3 separate regions of the Homo sapiens genome follow, and all the other regions are linked to region 2. Evidence: chromatin loops called from intact Hi-C (ENCODE). Cell type or tissue: OCI-LY7. All regions are shown on one strand.

The links. Hi-C counts contacts between places; a loop is a spot of excess contacts. Peaks named below come from ENCODE experiments on the same cell type or tissue, not always from the same donor. Only the 100,000 strongest peaks of a DNase experiment are listed, where the experiment ranks them.
Region 1: a loop joins it to region 2, with 4 times the contacts of the local background. A loop is called at or near these places in 4 of 110 quality-filtered maps.
Region 3: it touches region 2 in a loop (3-fold over the local background); 6 of 110 quality-filtered maps call a loop at or near these places.

What each region holds. Positions count from the first base shown.
Region 1 is chr13:52,895,519-52,899,518 of GRCh38, forward strand. No RefSeq gene overlaps it. Among named protein-coding and RNA genes, the nearest start is that of PCDH8, 49 kb to the left of the region's middle. In OCI-LY7, CTCF peaks have their summits at 2,098 (motif pointing right) and 2,310; no DNase peak of the experiment used is centred here.
Region 2 is chr13:53,150,239-53,154,238 of GRCh38, forward strand. It overlaps LINC01065 (long intergenic non-protein coding RNA 1065), which reads right to left and starts at 1,662. Exons shown (of 5, transcript NR_125788.1): 1 at 1,466-1,662. In OCI-LY7, CTCF peaks have their summits at 1,752 (motif pointing left) and 1,956; a DNase peak (open chromatin) is centred at 1,693.
Region 3 is chr13:52,607,503-52,611,502 of GRCh38, forward strand. No RefSeq gene overlaps it. Among named protein-coding and RNA genes, the nearest start is that of LINC00345, 9.1 kb to the left of the region's middle. In OCI-LY7, a CTCF peak has its summit at 2,012 (motif pointing right); a DNase peak (open chromatin) is centred at 2,029.

The DNA of each region.
Region 1 (4,000 bases), 250 kb before region 2:
GGCAAAATAGGCATAGGCCCTTCCTCTCCTGTGTCTTCAGTCCCCATCCAGCCTCACTTCTATTGTCTTACATTAGGATATTGAGGAAGCTTCCCACCTGGTCTTCCTGATGCCTGTCTTGTTTTCCTCCTAATCCAAGCTCTACACAATGGCATCTTTCTAATTCAGAAATCTGTTCCCAACCATTCAGAGATTTCTCATGAGTTTAGAACCAAGTTTGACTCCTTCCAATGGCCTCCAGGTCCCTTATGATTTGGAGTCTCCTGCTTCTGGGTGTCATTTCTCTCCCCTCCTCAGTTCCCCGCTCTGAGCCTGTGCACACCATCTTTCTCCTCTCTTCAGGCCTTTGCATGTGCCATTTCCTCTACCCGGAACACTGCTGGCCTCTGCCATTCACCCAGCCAGCTTCTGCTCCTCCTTCAGATCTCAGTTTGCATGTCACTCCCTCTGGGCAGCCTTCCCTGAGCCTCTGAGCCTGGGTGAGGTGCCCCTTCCACAAGCCTTGCAATGCCTTGCTGTCCTGCATCAGAGTGTTCACCATCCCAAATCATACTGTCTTACCCTCCTTCCCCACAGAGGTAAGCTCCACCACGAGGCAGTATGCACTCCAGGTCTGGCATCTAGTCAGCACTTAACACATGTTTGGTGAATAATGGAGAGTTATAGGTAATCTATTTCTTGTAGCCTTTTGTTTTCTTTTTTGAGACAGGGTCTCACTCTGTTGCCCAGGTTGGAGTGCAGTGGCACGATCACAGCTTGCTGCAGCCTTGATCTTCCAGGCTCAAGCGAGCCTCCCACCTCAGCCTCCCGAGTAGTTGGGACTACAAGCGCATGCTACCATGCTTGGATAATTTTAAAACAGTTTTTTTTTTTTGTAGAGACAGGGCCAAACTGTGTTGCCCAGGCTGGTCTTGAACTCCTGGCCTCAAGCAATCTTCCTGCCTAGCCTCCCAAAGTGCTGGGATTACAAGTGTGAGCCACTGTGCCTGGCCTGAAACCTGGGGCTTGGGAACATCATTATACTTGGGGACAGTTCTTTAAAGGCAACAAATTAGAAATGGCTTCCAAAGTCCTTGAAACACTCTTTCAGGAACTGTGGGGAGGTCTTTGTTAGAGTATGAAAATTCAAACATCTTCAAATTAAAAAAGGTGAGAGATACAAAGTGTCACTTAAAAGCACAGACCCAAGAACTCTTACAAGTGCCTGCTCTTTTATTAAATTGGGTTGTCACTAACATGAGACACAAGGAAAATCACATTTTAACCTGATTAATAGTCCCGTTATGCCATTTTAGAAAATATTAAATAATAGAACTATGTCTTATTGTCCCTTTTTCACTTCCCTCCTGTCCCACTCAGGACTGAAGCCTTTGGAAACGTCTGTGCTGGCTTTTCCTTTTCAGATGAATTGTCAGGGCCTGGAAAAGGCCTCACTGCAGACTCTCTCCCACAGTCAGAAGGACCAGATGCGACTATTGACTGCATCAAGGAGTTAAGCATTCCATCCTTTTGGCTCTCACCCTCACTCTTAACACAATTCCTCCTTGGATTTTCATACAAATTAATGCTCCCATGCTTTTTGGCTCTTGCACACCCCTGCCATTGCCCCAGTGGTGAGATTTAGCAGCTTGGGTTTCCCAGGCTTCAATATTGGTGCGCATTTGCGGGGCTTCCAGCAAAGGAAAAGGCTCAGTCCTGGGGCTGCTGTTTCTTGTAAACACCATGTTTCTATCCATCCCCACAGACTTCGCCGGCTGCCGACAAACCCCTCTCTCCCTCCCTTCCCCTCCTTCTCTGACTGCTCCTTTGAGCCTTGGGAACAGCGGCCAAGGCCTGAGCAGAGGGTGAGCAAACAGACTGGGCTGCATTTAGGAGGAGGCTTTCTTTAGGTGCCATCTGCCACCTCCACAGAGGTGGTTGGGATAAACTGATTTGCCAAACAAAATGCTTAACAACTCATGAATAAAACTTTAAGAAACATTCCAAAAGGGATTTGGGTACAACTTCTTCTGAGGCCACAACAGCTCTTGTGACCCTTTCAACACCCCCTCCCACCCACCAAATACCTCCTCTGAACCTGCACTTTCCTTGGGTTCCAGTAGGGGGCAGCTGCCATCAGGCCTGGGGAGCTGCCTTTCTTTCTTTCTTTCTTTCTTTCTTTCTTTCTTTCTTTCTTTCTTTCTTTCTTTTTTTTTTTTTTTTTTTGAGACAGTCTCGCTCTGTCACCCAGGCTGGAGTGCAGTGGCACAATCTCCGTTCACTGCAACCTCCACCTCTCGGGTTCAAGCGATTCTCCTGCCTCAGCCTCCTGAGTAGCTGGGACTACAGGCATGCACCACCACGCCAGGCTGATTTTTGTATTTTTAGTACAGATGGGGCTTCACCATATTGGTCAGGCTGGTCTTGAACTCCTGACCTCGTGGTCTGCCTGCCTCAGCCTCCCAAAGTGCTGGGATTACAGGCATGAGCCACCGCGCCCGGCTGGGAGCTGCCTTTCTTCTTAACATTTTCTGGGGTGTGTGTGTGTGTGTGTGTGTGTGTGTGTGTGTGTGTGTGTGTGTGTGAAGTGGAACATATCAACAGAATAATGCACAAAGGCACCCATGTACAGAAGCAGACAGTTGGGTAGCCACTTTCCCCAGGTCAAGAAGAGGAATATTGCCTGCACCTTAGTAACTCCCCATCCCCCTCTACAATTCCTTTCTTCTCCCAGAATTAGCCACACTGTACTGACTTCTGGTAATAGTTTCTTTGCTTTACTTTGGTGTTTACCACACTCAAGTGCATCCCTAAACATTACAGTGTGTGGTTTGATATTTTGATGATTTTGAACATTATATAAGTGGAATCCTACAGTGTATATTCTTTTGTCTCTTTTTTTTTGCTTAAGATTATGTTTATTCATTTTCATATAATAACAATGGCAAAGGTATTGATTGCCTTTACCACAACTTATTTATCTAATCTACTGCTGATGGACATTCAGGTGGTTTGGAGTTTGTGGTGATTATGAATGACACTACTTTCAACTTTATTTATTTATTTATTTTTTGAGATGGAGTCTTGCTCTGTCACCCAGGCTGGAGTGCAGTGGCACAATCTCCGCTCACTGCAACCTCCGCCTCCCGGGATCAGGCAGTTCTCCTGCCTCAGACTTCCTAGTAGCTAGGATTACAGACATGCACCACCACACCCAGAAAAGTTTTGTATTTTTAGTAGAGATGGGGTTTCTCTATGTTGGTCAGGCTGGTCTCGAACTCCTGACCTCAGGTGATCCGCCTGACTCGGACTCCTAAAGTGCTGGGATTACAGGCATCAGCCACCGTGCCTGGCCTACTTTCAACGTTCTATCTGTGCATCCTGGCATGCATTGCTATAGGGTGCACATCTCAGAGTGGAACTGCTGGGTTGCTGGACATGGATATCTTCAGCTTTACTAGATAATGTACAATTTTCCAAAGTGGTTGTTCCAGTATACAGGCTCCTCTGCAGAGTACTGTATAAGAGATCCAGAAGCACCACATGTTCACCACTACTTGGTCTTGTCAGGCTTTTTAATTTTTGAGGCTAATGTCTTTTCAGGAGAGTTGGGCCAATAAGTGGCAAGGGCACCCTTCCTAATGGCTTCCATACTGTTTCTGAAGCAAAAAAGGGGCTTCCAGCGCTTTCCTGTGGACACAGATGCCAGAAGTCACAGAGTTAGATGCTCATCTGCATTAAACACAGGCAGTAGGTGGCTCCACAGAGAGATGTTTTCTCTCCTGCCTGTTCCTCTCTGCTGTTTTGGAATGAGCCATCAATACTAACAATGGCAATTAGGCTCTTGGTGCCATCTGGATGGCTGGGGTTGTGGGGGAGGGCAGCTGCTGGCAGCCAGGAGAAGCAGAGGCTCAGCCCAGACTGGGCACCGCCCAGGGGATGCTTCCTGTGTGGACCTGCCGCCCAAACCCAGTTCCACGAAACAAAGATGCTTCCTTACTCATTTTAGTTAGTCAAGATG
Region 2 (4,000 bases):
GATAGGGACGGAAATTTGGCAGACTGGGTCTCCCCTTGTCAAGCAAGTGAAATGGTTGTTTCATTTTTAATCTGGATCCTTTGCCCTGACAGATAAATCTGAAGAGTGCTGTTAAGAATGTGATGAATTGGGCTTCTGGTGATGTCTGTGGGAAAGGGAGCAAGATACAGCAGCCTGGAACTACTTTCATTGCACACAATTGCAGGTCTTTTAAAATGGTAGAGCCAACCATTGCCGAGAAGACTTAAGCAAGGAGAAAAGTTTGTCTCAAACATGCCTTGAATTCTGTCAGTGCACTTCATCTCTCATTTCAGGGAATGTGTTGAGGGTCTTTGGATTGAGCTGGAATGATGGAGAACACTTGAGTACTATTGTGTCTGAGTTAGTTTTGCCCCTGGGTACCATGACACTTTGTGAGCAGAGAAATGGGTGCTTCTGTGTTACAGTTCAACAGCTCTAGCTGGAGGTGAGCTGTGTAACACAGAGAGGGTAAGGCATGTCTGAGTCACTCTTGGTACCACGTGGCTAGGTACCATGCTGCCAAGCATAAAGATAAGCAGCAGTTTAATCCTTATTTGAGTAATCTGACCTGAGGAGATAGCCAAACTGTGTGATTACCATTCCCAACTAGACTTTTGAGATGGGCAGATCACCTGAGGTCACGAGTTCGAGGCCAGCCTGCCTAACATGGTGAAACCCCGTCTCTACTAAAAATACGAAAATTAGCTGGGCATGGTGGTGGGCTCCTGTAATCCCAGTTACTTAGGAGGCTGAGGCAGGAGAATCGCTTGAACCCAGGAGGCGGAGGTTGCAGTGAGCCGAGATCACACCATTGCACTCCAGCCTGGGCAACAGAGTGAGACCTTGTAAAAAAGAAAAAAAAAGAAAGAAAATAAAGAAAGAACAAAAGTGGTAAAGCAGTCAGGGTTTGGTCAGGAGACAGAAATCACAATAGTATAGTCATGAGCCGCATAATGACATTTCTGTCCAACACAGACTGCCTATATGATGGTGGTCCCATAGATTACAACACTGTTTTTACTGTACCTTTTCTATGTTTAGGTATGTTTGTATATACAAATACCATTGTGTTACAATTACCTACCACATTCAGTACAGTAACATTCTGTACAGGTTTGTAGCCTAGAAGCAATAGACTATGCCATATGGCCTAGGGTTGTAATAGGCTATACTATCATCTAGGTTTGTGTAAGTACATGCCATGATGTTCACACAATGATGAAATTGCCTAACAACACATTTCTCAGAACATATCCCCATCATTAAGTGAGACATGACTAATAGTTTGGACAGGGAAAACTTAATACCACATAAAAATAAGGAACTAATTAAAGGGTATTATCTACTAAGAAGTATAAAGGGAATTCTCAAGAAAACTGGGGTAAGACGCAGGGAGCAGTCACTAGGCATAGGGCTGAAAGACAGTATTCAAAGAAAGTATAACCTTGAAGGAAGTCCTTCCAGTTCAGTTTCAAGGCTGTGATTCATTTAATGTGGTCTAGTAGATGTCAGAGAAGTCCACTGAAGTGATGCAGGATGGGCTGCCGAGCAGGAAGCCACCTGTTGTGGTGAGGGTGAAACTCTTTGGAGGGTTTGTGTCATCAGGTCTTCTGCATGCCCCTACCAAGGGAGCTGCTGGTTGGCAAGGAGACAGCTCATTGTTTTCTAAGAACAGAGCTGGAACCAGAAGAGAAGCCCCTTCCTTGTGCAGTGTCCCTCTAGCGCCCTCTACTGACAAGGTCTAACATTGTGCCCGCTAACGAAAGAAATTAGGTCCAGCTCCAGTTATCATAATGTAGGGCAGAAAAGGGCATATGTGGGGTTCAGAGACAGTAAATTGGAACAGGCATAGGTGGGGAAGTAAAGGTTGTCTTAGAGAGGGGAGAGGAGGTTGGAGTGGGTGGAGCTGCGGATAAATTAGGATGAGACTAAGCGATGCACAGACCATGGTCCTGAAGTGTGGCTGAAAGAGTGGGGATGGAAAGGAGGGGGAATTAGAAGAATACTCAGGGGATGTAATAAATAGGTCTCTGTGGCGGATGAGCCAGAGACGGGCCAGAGGGAAGTGGCAGGCATGCTCCCTATGTTTGGTGGCTTTCCTATCTGAGAAAAATGGCAGGTTTGGGCTTCAAGGAAGATAATGAATTGTTTGGACTTCTCAATTTATGGTACCTGTAGACTATCCTAAAATTCAGAATTTCCTGGAAAAAGCACAACAGATTCAAATATTCAAATACCCAAATATGTAGTGGAGCTATAGAGTTCCACAACTGATACAAAACTCACATGCAAAGAAAAGGAATGAAAAACAAATTTCCACCTTAAGAAGAAATTCAACAAAATTTATTTTCAGAAATAAACTTCCTTCAAATTTATAAAAATCTAATGAATTTCCATTCAAGCTTGGAGCTGCAGTACTTTTTTATAATATGGGAAGTTGTAATTTAATTTTTTAAAAGATTGAGAGGTGGGATTTCACTATGTTGCCCAGGCTGGACTTGAACTCCTGGGCTCAAGGGATGCTCCCATCAACTTCTGGAGTAGCTGGGATTACAGGTGTGCACAGAAACTGTAATTTGAATAAAGATCACCATTAAAGTTCAGTGTATTTGTGCGTGTGTTTCTGTGTTTGGAGTTTTGTTGTTGTTTTGTACAGAAAGAAACTTAAAAATCTGTATATAATTTCCAACTGAATGAACTTTCTATATTAAACAGAGTAGAAAATATAATATTTTTACAGGCTGTTACATTTTATTGCAGGCCAAAAGCTGTCTCACTCTTTCTGTATATATACACATATACCCAAAGGAAGGAGGTGGAGCTAATGGGCTGAGAAGTCAAAAAACAAAACAAAACAAGTGTAATTTTTCCTTAGCGCTCATTTCTCGAACCACACATTGTAGCACTTGGTTGTATTTTGTATTTTTCTATTTTGTGTCCAGTTGCTTTCTGTATATAAGTCCTGCTTCCTCTTTCATACTTATTCCTAGAGGGCAGGACAGATACCACATGCTATTTATTCTTCACAATTTAATAAGAACTTATCAATAAAGAATTCATTTTTATTGTTCAACACAGGCTTACTAAGCATCATTCTGAGCCAACACATGCCTAGGTGATCCTTGGAACAAGCATGAAAAACACACAGTTCCTGTCCTTGAGGAACTCATGATTTAAATGAAGAAAAATGTAAATGAGACCATTTTGATAAAATATAGTTGGATGCTTAAAGTGATAATCCATTCTTTGGTCAGACTCTTGAATTTTGAATGGATCTTTGAAATAAGGATCCAGGAAGTACCATCCATTCTTTCCACCAAAGTTTGTGAGTTTACTGGGTATCAGACACAGTGTGGGATAATCAGAACTCCAGTAGTATTTATATGTAAAAATCAAATGAATGTTCCCATATTATATGGAATTGTACTGGAGAGGACATCAGAACAGTCTAAAGCTTTATAAACTTGACAAGAACGCTGGGAAGAATAACGAGTTAATCTTCCACAAAATGCTTTGAACACAGAAAGTACCAACATAAGTGCTAATTATTATTATTAGCCCCAAGACCTTTTTCCCTGTACTGTTAGATCCATCATAAAATTGCTTAACTTCAAGGGAAAGTATTGTTCTTTACATGAGCACTTTTTGTGAAGTCAAATGTTAATATATGCATTTATGGAAAAAACACATCTTTCATTATTCTTTTTATCCTCCCTAGAGGGAAGACATTGTGTCATTTATCTACTCTGTAAGGTCCCTAGCAAAGCAATGTGCATTTTGTTGCTCTATGTTGGCAATGGCTGGCTTGCCTTAAGAAGAAGCAAAATGTATATTTAGAATCTTATCTGGGGCCAGGCATGGTGGCATGCATCTGTAGTCCCAGGTACTGGGGAGGCTGTGGTGGGAGGATCACCTGAGCCCCTGGGAAATCGAGGCTGCGGTGAGCTGTGATCTCATCACTGCACTCCAACCTTGGTGA
Region 3 (4,000 bases), 540 kb before region 2:
TGCTTCTCAGCTTCATGCGATTGTACCTTTGAGGACTTCCATGGGCCACATTCTAACCTTTTTTAATTTTTTTAAGACACAAGGTCTTGCTCTGTCACCCAGGCTGGAGTGCTGTGGCGTGACCATAGCTCACTGCAGCCTTGAGCTCCGAGACTCAAATGATCCTCCCACCTCAGCCTCCTAAGTAGCTGAGACCACAGGCCTGTGCCACCCTGCCTGGCTAATTTTTAATTATTTTGTTTGTGTGTTTGTTTGTAGAGAAGGAGGTCTCACTATATTGACCAGGCTGTTCTCAAACTCATGGCCTCAAAACAATCCTCCCATCTAAACCTCCCAAAGTGCTGTGATTACAGGTGTGAGCCACCGTGCCCAGCACTAACCCTCTTATTTACAATGGGATTGTTTGCCTCACTGTGCCTAAATTTGTAAAACATGGCCAATTCTTAAATGCTCTGTCATTCAAAGTATTTAGTCAATCTCTCTGTTCCAATTAAGCACCAGAAATTTGGAGATGAAAAGCCGCACCTCATTTCGTTCACTGAGAATCACAAAGCCAGGCACAGGGGGCTGGGAGCAGTAGAGCATGGGCACAGAACCCAGCCCAGAGGACCAGGAAAGGTTCTAGAGCTTGGGGCAAGAGCTGAGCCTTGAAGTAGGAGTAGGAGTTAGGCAGGGAGGAAGAAGGAAACGCAGCATTGGATGGCAAGGAGGTGGGGGAAGGCATGGCCGTGTCTGGGAGCTGCAGGGGCTCCCGTCAGGGTGGGAGGAGAGGTAATGGGAAGGAGACTAGCGAAGGAGGCAGGGCTGATCTTGAGGGGTCTCACAGGCCCTGCTAAGAGAGTGCAGGATTTCTTTAGAGGATGGTAGAGGGAGCCGCTGAGTAATACAGACTTCCTGATGTGAACGTAGCTGTGTGGAGGAGGCTGACAGCATGGACTCTGGGTCGACTGTCCGGTCCTCAAAAGCTGGCTCTCCCACCTGATGACTTTGTGATAGTGAGAAGCTCCTGTAAGCCTCAAATTTCTCATCTTAAAAGTGAAAAATGGTGTTACTTGCCTCAGGAAATTTTGTGAAGATGAGAAAATACAAATAAAGCACTATTATAGTGTCTAATACTTAGTGGTCAATAAATGCTAACTATGGTTGTTATTGATCATTTGAATAATAATGAGGTATACAGTTTGTCTCATTTTGTAGACTTGTGATAATGGAATGAATGAACTTTGTCACAGCAAAATAAGTTTAAAATGTTAGTTGTGTATCCTGATAGAAAATATAAACTTAAAAAAATTTCTTCATGAGACAGAGGTCTCACTATGTTGCTCAGGCTGGTCTCCAACTCCTGGCCTCAAGCTAACCTCTCACCTCAGCCATTGTGCCTGGCTAATATAAACATTTGTTTATTCATTCCACAAATATTGATTGACCATGAAGGATGTACCAGGCACAGTTCCAGGCTCTTGGGATAAGGTAGTAAATGAGGCTGCCCCCTCGATGAGGGATCCCTACTCTCACTGAGCTTACATTCCAGCGGGGAGGCTGATGATGAAAAAGGAAACAATGTGATTCCCAAGACCTGTACGTTCCGCCAGGGCAGGGAACTTGTTGCATTTGTACCTTGATCTATCCCAAGTGCATGAGACAGGGCCTAGGTCAGGCACTTGATGAACGTGTTGAGTGAATGGAAGATTATTTCAGATAGTGCTGAGTGCCGGAAGACAAGGAAACAGCGCTACATGACAGAATGGGAAGGTCGACTTGGCTAGATGCGGTGCACGGCTGAGAAAGCACTGCTGAGCTGAAGTGGATGGTATGAAGGAATCAGTCATGGGACAGTCTTTGGGACAGCTATTCCAGGCCAAAGAATTTTCCATGCCTAAGCTGAAGGCCCTGAGGCAGGGCTGTGCTGGGAATGCACAAAGACGGGAATGAATGGACCCCACAGCACAGGGGCCAGTAATTTGTGGGTCATTGGCAGGCATGTCTTTTATCTAACAGGAGACTATTTTTGCCTCCAGAGGGCACTTGAACATAACAAATGCATCTAAGGGCCAGCTTGGGTTAACACTTAGACAGAAAGCAGTTTCCTGAAAGCATAACTTCAGAGGCCAGGAAAGCAAAAAGAAAATAATCTCAGCTGTAGCCTTTGCTTATTGAAATTTGAAAGCACCTCTTTTAAAAATTAACTTTTATGAGATAGTACAAGTGTTAGCTAGCAATGTGGGCTTTCATACATTAGTGTTAGTTTAACAACATAGCCCTCCCCTTGGTGGATAGATGAGAGAGCAGTTTGACAGGTAGGAGAGGGGACGAAAGGCTAATTTAGAGAGGTCTCGGCAAAGGTGTCAGGTCTGGGTGAGACCCAAAGCAAGGAGGCTCTGAGAAGCTAAAAGGCAACATAGAGAGGGGCCAAGGGACGGGGGAGAATGAGTACAAGAAGGCAAGAGGATGGGCTGGGGGAACCAGAGTACTCTCATGCACTTTAGAAATTGACCTGAGGACAGTTCTGCCTGGTCATATCTCTGTCGTCTCCAAAAGTCATGTGCTAAGCACTGTTTCAACATAGTTCTATGTCATATGCTGTGCAATACACACTAGTGTGACATGATCCTGGTCTTCCATGTACCTAAAATCCAAAGCAGTTTTACACATGAATATACTAAGAATGAGTCATCTTACGTGGAGGGGAAAGACAAGTACCTAGACAATCTAATTTGAAGGACACGAAACCACTTCGTCTTCAGTCCCATCTCCCGTAAGTCCTCCTGCTGTGGGCCTCTCCATGCTCCTCCCTCTTACTTTGTCCTTTGGCTTTGGGCACTAAAGCGCTTGTGAAGAAGCTAATGAAATCTAGGAAACTCATCCATCTGGGTGCAACCTCTCTGGGCCTCCACAGGCCTGGCACCTGTTGCATTGCCTATCTTGTTAGTTTACCTGCTCCACATCTGTGATCTCTGCTAGATCACCAGCCCCTTGAAGCAGGGAACAAGTCATACTCACCTGTGTGTTCCAAGGGGACTAAAGCTTCATTTTTCACATAGTGTTATACAGTTACACTAATATCATCTACCTATATATTATATAAACATGCACGTATGTTCATCTTTTGCTGTTGTTGTTTTTTTTGAGACAGGCTCTTGCTCTGTCACCCAGGCTGAAGTGCAGTGGCACTGCAGCCTCTGCCTCCTGGGCTCAAACAATCCTCCCACCTCAGCCTCCAGAGTAGGTGGGACTGCAAGCACACACCGGCATGCCCACCTAATTTGTTTATTGATTTGTATTTTTTGTGGAGATGAGGTTTCACCATGTTGCCCTGGTTAGTCTTGAGCTCTTGGGCTCCAGTAATCACCCACCTTGGCCTCCTAAAGTGCTGTTTTAGGCTGTGTTTGAGGCTGTTTTAGGCTGTGTTGTGAAGATGCAGAGGCAAAACAGCTCTTTTTTTTTTGAGATGGAGTCTCGCTCTGTCGCCCAGGCTGGAGCGCACTGGTGTGATCTCGGCTCACTGCAAGCTCTGCCTCCTGGGTTCATGCCATTCTCCTGCCTCAGCCTCCCGAGTAGCTGGGACTACAGGCGCCTGCCACCACGCCCGGCTAATTTTTTGTATTTTTAGTAGAGACGGGGTTTCACCATGTTAGCCAGGATGGTTTCAATCTTCTGACCTTGTGATCTACCTGCCTCGGCCTCCCAAAGTGCTGGGATTACAGGCGTGATCCCTGTTTTGTCGTGCCCGGCCTGACGAAACAGCTCTTAATCCACCTAAGAAAAAAGAAAGGAAATACCACATCCAGTATATACCACACACATCATCCCTCACCCAGATCAGGAAACCTCACGATGAGTTATGCCCCCAGTAAGCCCATCCAGCCTCATTCTCTCCTTCTTTCTGTGCCTTTAGCTAGTACACTGCCTTTGGAAAGATGTCCATAATCCTTTAATACTTTTGCTAGTAGAGCCACAAGTGAATAGAAGTAGGTAGCTGAAACTGCTGGACAACTGGGTT